2 separate regions of the Mus musculus genome follow, and region 2 is linked to region 1. Evidence: chromatin loops called from intact Hi-C (ENCODE). Cell type or tissue: heart. All regions are shown on one strand. Links, peaks and the distances in the headings refer to the core of each region. The heading gives the core; the rest is flanking DNA. Region 1 holds the start of H2ac22 (H2A clustered histone 22). Region 2 holds the start of H4c18 (H4 clustered histone 18).

Evidence for each region. Hi-C counts contacts between places; a loop is a spot of excess contacts. Peaks named below come from ENCODE experiments on the same cell type or tissue, not always from the same donor. Only the 100,000 strongest peaks of a DNase experiment are listed, where the experiment ranks them.
Region 2: a loop joins it to region 1, with 7 times the contacts of the local background. A loop is called at or near these places in 6 of 42 quality-filtered maps.

The regions. Positions count from the first base shown.
Region 1 is chr13:21,785,022-21,789,407 of GRCm38, forward strand. H2ac22 (H2A clustered histone 22) reads right to left here and starts at 2,227. Exons shown (of 1, transcript NM_178184.3): 1 at 1,753-2,227. The coding sequence starts at 2,197. The coding sequence ends at 1,805. H2bc22 (H2B clustered histone 22) reads left to right here and starts at 2,467. Exons shown (of 2, transcript NM_178202.2): 1 at 2,467-2,870; 2 at 4,003-4,192. The coding sequence starts at 2,494. The coding sequence ends at 4,042. In heart, for the core only: a CTCF peak has its summit at 1,991; a DNase peak (open chromatin) is centred at 2,370; H3K4me3 peaks cover 2,616 bases; H3K27ac peaks cover 3,193 bases.
Region 2 is chr13:21,830,035-21,834,420 of GRCm38, forward strand. It overlaps H4c18 (H4 clustered histone 18), which reads right to left and starts at 2,163. Exons shown (of 1, transcript NM_175657.3): 1 at 1,758-2,163. The coding sequence starts at 2,124. The coding sequence ends at 1,813. H2ac24 (H2A clustered histone 24) reads right to left here and starts at 3,441. Exons shown (of 1, transcript NM_178185.2): 1 at 2,990-3,441. The coding sequence starts at 3,441. The coding sequence ends at 3,049. H4bc24 (H2B clustered histone 24) reads left to right here and starts at 3,709. Exons shown (of 2, transcript NM_001110555.1): 1 at 3,709-4,113. The coding sequence starts at 3,737. In heart, for the core only: no CTCF peak of the experiment used is centred there; a DNase peak (open chromatin) is centred at 2,137; H3K4me3 peaks cover 444 bases.

The DNA.
Region 1 (4,386 bases), core at 178-4,177:
GGCACAATGCAGAGGCCAAAGATGACTTTATTGCTAGAAAACCCATTTTAAAGGCAACGGTGTTGCTTGGTTCTTGAGATTCTAGCTGTTTGGAAAGAATTACCAAACACCTTATACTATCTTCTAGAGCAAATGAGTTTTCTCCCATTCTTCTCTTGCAATGTCAGTGATATTTACCTTTAAAATGTGTCAACATTTTTGTTACTCTTGGAAGTAATGCCACCTTTAATTTTAATAGTTTTTGTAAGTATATTGTGAAGTGTCCAAGCTGTCTGTTAATGACTCCATTCTCCGGGGCTTGTAGGTTGTGAGTGGTCTTGGCATCCTGCAGAAAAGCCTCAAGAATCTGCTTTCCTTGCAACAATTACTTTAAAACCAAAAAGCATTCTACTTATGGGAAAAGCACAGGCTCTGTGCACATTATTTGAAATTTTATAACACAAAACACTTGAGTCCTATTCTCTTTTTAATGAAAAGAGATAAAAACAGGAAGAAAAAAGAAGAAAAGAAAAGAAAGAAAAGAAAAGAAACTTCATCTAACTTTAAGCTTGGTACCTGGGACCTGCAAATTGACTTGACAAATGGCATCTTAGCAGGGAGAATGATTTATAAAATATATACAGAGAAAGCTTTGCAGCAAGCAAGCTCAAGAAAACGTAAAAATGAAGTTTACTGGCTCTTTTAAGGATCTGGAGAATAAATACATGGGAAGGTAAATACACAAACTAGTAACAGGAGAGGCTAACCAGCAAAAATCCTCAATGATGGGCATTATTTTTGGTAGGTCAGAGCACAATAATGGAAATTTTTCTTCATGGCATTGTAAAGGGAGACTTCTGTCAAGTGTTTCACCATCCCTGTGTTCAGTGTCATCTTCAATTAATCCTTATACCCAAGTGATATACTTGGGGTTAAACATTAAGTCCCCTATATAAAGTAGTTTGAAACTTGGCCGGTTTGGTTGCCTTGAGCATGTTTAATCCTGCTAATATTCTTCTTGGTGAGACTGAGTTAAATACTGAAAGAGATTGGGCCTGTGAAAGAAATCCCTGGCATTCTACTCTCCTGGATTCTCCTTTGCTTCCAAACATAGGTACTAAAGCCAGAATTCTTCAGTAAAGGGAAAAGTAGAAACTAGGGCTCCACTCTAAAAAAGCAGTAATGTGGGGACATTCATTCTTTATCCTTTCAAGAGCCTCATTCGGTACTGATGAGGAAAGACAGTTGCTGCACACGGGTCAAGAACCTGGACAGACCAGGCTTGCTGGAGTTTGCCTTTGTGCTAGACCAAATAGGTCAAATCCTGGATACCTTCCAAACGGCTTACATTCACTTTGCCATTAAGAGGTGGACTCTTTTCATGTTGCCAGTTTGCACATGTTTATCTTATAAGACTGCTCCTGTAAACTAGTTATGTATTCCAATATGGTTGAAAATCAATACAGGATGCTGTCATATGGTGACCTTAAGTACAAATTGCTGTTACTAGCTAACATTGAACTTTAGCTTTTGTAAATCAAAGACTGGCAGATAATAGCCTTTAAATATAATGGTTTTAAATTTGTAACCTATTTGCAACTCTGTAGCCACTTAGGGGAAAAGGTGGTGTTTTTATCTCTTTTCATTAAAAAAAGAATTGGACATGTTACCAAAATCACCTTGATAACTGAGGATCGGAGAAACAGATTCCTTCTATAGAAAGTAACAAAAAGTAGCAACCAATAAAGCTTAAGCTCCTTAAAAAGACAAATGTGTTAGCTCTGAAAAGAGCCTTTGTTTTTTAAATGATCAGGAAACAATTGTCTTATTTTCCCTTGGCCTTGTGGTGGCTCTCGGTCTTCTTCGGCAGCAGTACGGCCTGGATGTTGGGCAGGACGCCGCCCTGCGCGATGGTCACGCGGCCCAGCAGCTTGTTGAGCTCCTCGTCGTTGCGGATGGCCAGCTGCAGGTGGCGCGGGATGATGCGCGTCTTCTTGTTGTCGCGGGCCGCGTTGCCCGCCAGCTCCAGGATCTCGGCCGTCAGGTACTCCAGCACGGCCGCCAGGTACACCGGGGCGCCGGCGCCCACGCGCTCCGAGTAGTTGCCCTTGCGGAGCAGCCGGTGCACGCGGCCCACGGGGAACTGCAGGCCGGCCCGGGAGGAGCGGGTCTTGGCCTTGGCGCGAGCCTTGCCGCCCTGTTTGCCGCGTCCAGACATTCTAAACAAAAAGAAAGAACTGACAACTGCAAAGGCCAAAAGTGGAGGAGCTTGGCCTTTATAGGATTCTCCAAGCGCGAAAAAGAGCCTACGCGATTGGCTGGCTTCTTCTTTTCGTCTAGACCAATGGGAGGCGTTTATGCCGAAGCGTAGTTCCATTGGGCGCTACGCCATGAAAATTTGAAAATTTTAACCAATCAGAAATGTGTATCTCTAAGCCTCATTTGAATAACGCCTTATTAAAAAGCGAAGGGCTCACGGCGCAAGTTGTAGCGTGGTAGAGTTCCTGACCTAACATGCCTGAGCCTGTTAAGTCCGTTCCCGCCCCGAAGAAGGGCTCCAAGAAGGCCGTCACCAAGGCCCAAAAGAAGGATGGCAAGAAGCGCAAGCGCAGCCGCAAGGAGAGCTACTCGGTGTACGTGTACAAGGTGCTGAAGCAAGTGCACCCCGACACCGGCATCTCCTCCAAGGCCATGGGCATCATGAACTCGTTCGTGAACGACATCTTCGAGCGCATCGCGAGCGAGGCGTCCCGCCTGGCGCATTACAACAAGCGCTCGACCATCACGTCCCGGGAGATCCAGACGGCCGTGCGCCTGCTGCTGCCCGGGGAGCTGGCCAAGCACGCGGTGTCGGAGGGCACCAAGGCTGTCACCAAGTACACCAGCTCCAAGTGAGTTCGTCTGACTCACTCCAAACACAAAGGCTCTTTTCAGAGCCACCCACATTCTCAAAACAGAGATGGATTGCTTGTTAAGTGATTCTACCTTACTCGGACATATTAGTTACTATTTTTTAGGGTTAAGTAAGGGTTTTTGTCTTGAGGTTTTGTTTTGCATTTTTATTTTAATCCTAATATTGTTTTTCTGCCCCCAGCTCTCCTAGAATTCTCTGAAGTCAGGTTAACCTCTGAGATCGAGGGCTGATCTCTCTGTCCTGAGTACTTAGGTTAAGTTCCTGCACCCACACTGTCATTAACAATTGTTTCTAATTAGTATCCCAGAATCTATGAGGATTTCTTAGTTTAAATTTAGCCTGTCTTGTTAAGTGCTACCACCTAATGTCTCAAATCTGCTTTTGAACTCCTGCTGAGACGTCACAATAGATTCTGTTCAATAAGATACCTCATTGGAGCCCCGAGGTCTACATGATTCTCGCTGAAAACTTGAGATGTAGTCAGGCGCAGCTTAATTTGATTGGGTCCTGTTTTCTTGGTCGTTTGGTTTGAAGTTTTGTTTTCAGAATGAATTTCACTGGTTAGCAGTATATTCTCAAACTAATTCTAGCCAGGCTAACCTCCAGATTGGACATTCGGCCTCAGTTTCATAAATCGCTGGAATTACAGGCCTATACAACCAGACTTGTTCTTGCAAGGCCCCAGCTAAGCACCAAGGAAACAAAACTTTCCTCCGTTTTCCTAAGTGTATTCAACTTTTGTAAATTTCTTCTGTTCCACCTTCATTGTCTGCTGGTGTGGTGATGATTGGAATTAGATTGTGGGAGGAAAAAAACCTCAAAAGGATATTGATTGTTTGGGATTGTCCTGGAATTTTTCAGAGGATAAAATACTAAGTAAAGATTAAATCAAACCACTTTAAAGACGAAAAAGCCCTTTTTCTGTAAGTCCTCTAGGACAGTAAATGCAAATGGTGATGACTTAGGTGCGAATATGAACAGCTCAAAGTAGTTAAATATCAATGAGATTTTAGTGTGCCACTGCTAAAAGAAACATTAGCTGTGTATGACTTGTAAGGTCTTAATAAAGCCTAACCATTTTCCTTAATCATCTCCATTAATCTCTATAGAATCCTGTGGAACAAATTCTATTATCTTCCTTCCTTTTAAAGTTGAGGAAATTAAAATGATTGTACGGAAGCTGCAACATAAATAGAGGCTTGTCTGAGTGGAGACCGAAGTGTGAACTACCCTCCACAATATGATCCTGAAAAAGAAGTATTTAATACATTATAAAAATAAAGGTTTCAATCTATCCCATTATGTAATACAGTCTCTTCCATCCCTCCCCTTCCCCCGCCCCCGCCATATGAGTTTGGGGTTTGGGTTTTCCACGGAAGATTGGTACCTTTGGATCTTTGATTTTGTGTGTGCTCTGTAACAAGGCTTCACTAGAAAACCTCCTTCCTCAGCCTCACACTGCGCTTACAGGCTTGTTTTAGAGTTAGATGAAA
Region 2 (4,386 bases), core at 97-4,096, 45 kb after region 1:
CTTTCTTGACAACAGCAGGATCTGTCTTGTTAATTTACTGAATAAAGTGTATTATCGTAGTGAAGTAGAGTCGTGTTCTCCAGTTAGGTAATACAGGACGAGCAGCGCAGACAGACATCGACTGACTTCCCAGGGTTTCTGGTTGTCCCCCAAATGTATTGCAACCAAGGCAATGAACAACAATAACAAAGCCCAAACCACGAGAGCAAATTTAATCTGCTTGCATTTTTTATATTGCTCTTTACTATGAGTATGTATGTGTCACCAGGCTCAAGTGGCAGTGTCTGCCTACCTAGCATACATGAAGGTCTGAGTTGGATATTCAGAGCTGCATAGGCCATGTACGCTGGGTACGCCGGCTCACGGTGGTAATCCTAGCACTCTGAAGGAAGAAGCAGGAGGGTCAAGATTCTAAGGTTGTGGCCTGTAGTAGTTAAGAACTTGCATTGTTCTCTGCGATGACCCAAGTTAAATCCCCAGCACCTTTGGAGAGGAAGGGGGTCTCACAACTGCCTGTATCTCTAATTCCAGGAGCTCCAGTGGCTCTAGTAACCATGGGCTTAACCACATAAAAATAAAAATGCTTAAAACTTCAAGGTGGGTCCGGGCGGTGGTGGCGCTCGCCTTTAATCCCAGCACTTGGGAAGCAGAGACAGGCAGATTTCTGATTACGAGGCCAGCCTGGTCTACAAAGTGAGTTCCAGGACAGCCAGGACTACACAGAGAAACCCTGTCTCAAAAAACCAAAAAAACTTCAAGGTGAGCATTGGCTACTTATAGATTCCAGGCTAGCTTGACATGGTTTTAATAAGTGAAGGAATGAGTACTTTGTTATCCACTGTAAAAATGGGTCAGGTAGCCTTCTGTCATAGCCTTCTGTCACTTAAGCTCTAAGGGATCTGTCACCCCGTTCTTGTCTCTATGGACACCTGCCTACAGAAACACAGACCAAAAAAAAAAAAAAAAAAATTGTTTTGAGACAGGGTCTCTTTGCTCGACTGTCCTGATACTCGCTTCATAGACCTCAAACTCGGAGATCTTCCTGCTCTGCCTCCCAAATGCTGGGTTTACCACCATGCCCAGCAAGTAGTAAATAAAAACAAACTTTAAATTTTCCTTTGCTACATCGATTTAATGATGTTTCACTACATCAGAATGTAAGAAACAGGAATCTCTGGGTTCTTTTCTTTATTTTGGCTTAAGACTGGCCTTACCCGGCAGAGGCAGAGGCGCAGAGAGGCACAGAGGCAGAGAGAGAGGCAGAGGCAGAGGCAGGCGGACTTCTGAGTTTGAAGTCAGCCTGATCTACAAAGTGAGTTCCAGGACAGCCAGGACTACACAGAGAAACCCTGTCTCGAAAAACCAAAAAAAAAAAAAAAAAACCCCACAGACTGTGCCTTCCTGCTTCATAGCTCTGGCTGTATTTACCATCACAGCCACATAAGCTAGAGAGCAAGGTACATCGAGGCCACAGAAAGTTAAGTCTTTTGGAACGTGGTAGTCCTGAAGCAAACCTCTACGTAGGAGGCAGGGGTGGGACGGGGCATGGGAGTTCCTACTGCTCAGCGCCTGAGCTCTGCCTCCTCTCAAAGGAGCCGTCCAAATTCCAGGACACACGTGACACGACGGAGGGCTCACCCTGAAAAAGACTGCCCTCGTCGCCTTCCCCCCCCGTCCCCCGAGAAGTAGCTGGAAAGAGCCTCATTAGGAAAACTTGCCCGCCCGTACTGCAATGTTGCAACCCTTTGGAGGATTAATTGGATGGCCCTGAAAAGGGCCTTTAGTTGAGAAAGAAGCTCTAGGTGAGCATAATTAGCCGCCGAATCCGTAGAGGGTGCGGCCCTGGCGCTTGAGCGCGTAGACCACGTCCATGGCGGTGACAGTCTTGCGCTTGGCGTGCTCCGTGTAGGTGACGGCGTCGCGGATCACGTTCTCCAGGAACACCTTCAGCACACCGCGGGTCTCCTCGTAGATGAGGCCGGAGATGCGCTTCACTCCTCCGCGCCGGGCCAGGCGGCGGATGGCGGGCTTCGTGATGCCCTGGATGTTATCGCGCAGCACTTTGCGGTGGCGCTTGGCGCCGCCTTTGCCCAGGCCTTTTCCTCCTTTGCCACGACCAGACATGATGAAGACAAAACTGTACTGCTCTAAGACGAAGCAGACGGCCTTCTGGAGAAGGCCGGCCCCTCTTATAGGGAACTTGCGGACCGGAGTGAAAACAGGAGCTCAGTGTAAGTGGGTGTGGCCGGGGGAAGGGCTTAGAGCAAATTTAACACAATAGGTTTTTATATGGAAAGGAAGCTAATTTCATCAACTCCCTGCACTACAGGTTTTCGTTAGCAGTTTTTTTCTTTTTTTTTTTTTAAACTTACGTGCATCAAACAACGCAAGATGCAGGTGCGCACTCATACGTGCACGCCTTTACCTTGTTCATTAAATGTGATCACTACGTCCTTATGGAACAAAAGTTATAGTATACAAAGGAAAAACATGTCGCTTTTACAGTAACACTATGTAGGAGTAAGTACACCAACTCTAAAGACGAGGTTCTAGGTCTGAATAATGTATGCCCCCTCGCTCCCAACCACATGGCAAATGGCGGTGATGGCACATGCCTTTAAACTCTACACTAGGGAGGCAGGGGCAGGGGCAGGGGCAGGCTAATAGGAGTTGAAGGCTGGACTGGCCTGGAGTTCTAGGACATCTAGGGAGACTCAATCCCCATCTGGAAACACGAAAGGAAAACAAGACACGGAGCTACTTTTCATGCTTACAAAGATCCCTAAGCATGAAAAGTGGCCAGTTTTCAGTACTTAACACCGTAGTTCAAAGGGAAATTAGTTCATTTATATTGGGTTCATGTATGCCAGTCTCTCTTGGGCAGAAACCACAACGTTTGTCTTCAATTCTGGTTCTAAAACCCTCACCTCTAAACCGCATACAAAATGACATCGATTTACGTAAGTATTCAGTTCTTTAAAAGACACTGTGGATGGCTCTGAAAAGAGCCTTTTTTTTTTTTCTTTTCGGGTGAGTGAACGGCTGGTCTTATTTTCCCTTGGCCTTGTGGTGGCTCTCGGTCTTCTTGGGCAGCAGCACGGCCTGGATGTTGGGCAGGACGCCGCCCTGCGCGATGGTCACGCGGCCCAGCAGCTTGTTGAGCTCCTCGTCGTTGCGGATGGCCAGCTGCAGGTGGCGCGGGATGATGCGCGTCTTCTTGTTGTCGCGGGCCGCGTTGCCCGCCAGCTCCAGGATCTCGGCCGTCAGGTACTCCAGCACGGCCGCCAGGTAGACCGGGGCGCCGGCGCCCACGCGCTCCGAGTAGTTGCCCTTGCGGAGCAGCCGGTGCACGCGGCCCACGGGGAACTGCAGGCCGGCCCGGGAGGAGCGGGTCTTGGCCTTGGCGCGAGCCTTGCCACCCTGCTTGCCGCGTCCAGACATGGTAGAAAGTAGACAGCTTCTGAAAACCGTACGCTTGCAAAGAGCAAGAGCTTGGCCCTTATAGTTTTCTCTGGGCGCAAAAAAGGGCCTATGCGATTGGCTGACTTCTTCTTTTCTTCTAGACGAATGGGAAGCATTCGCGGGCGCACGTCAATTGGACAAGACTTCGGATGTCGCCATGTATATCATGAACCAATCATAGGCGCCCGATCCCATGCCTCATTTGAATAAGACCTCATCAAATAGACAGGACCAAGTCGCTTCCGTGCTAGAGTTCCAGAGTTCCAGTCTCATCATGCCTGAGCCTGCGAAGTCCGCTCCCGCCCCGAAGAAGGGCTCCAAGAAGGCCGTCACCAAGGCCCAGAAGAAGGACGGCAAGAAGCGCAAGCGCAGCCGCAAGGAGAGCTACTCGGTGTACGTGTACAAGGTGCTGAAGCAAGTGCACCCCGACACCGGCATCTCCTCCAAGGCCATGGGCATCATGAACTCGTTCGTGAACGACATCTTCGAGCGCATCGCGAGCGAGGCGTCCCGCCTGGCGCATTACAACAAGCGCTCGACCATCACGTCCCGGGAGATCCAGACGGCCGTGCGCCTGCTGCTGCCCGGGGAGCTGGCCAAGCACGCGGTGTCGGAGGGCACCAAGGCCGTCACCAAGTACACCAGCTCCAAGTGAGTTCCTTTAACTCACACTCCTAACCCAAAGGCTCTTTTCAGAGCCACCTACACTTTCAGCGTAAAAAGCTGTTACACATGCAGGTTCCTTTCACTTTGGGGTAGTGGACGTGGGAGATGTGTTTCTTGTGTGGGTGCGGGTGCCCTGTCCCGGTTCGCAGGCACCTTAGAAGCAGCTCCTAGTGTTTTGCCGAGAGCCTCTTCCGCCTTGTTTACCTGTCCAAAGAGGCGAAGGAGAACAAAGAATGGGGAGGAAGTATGTGGTAAGTT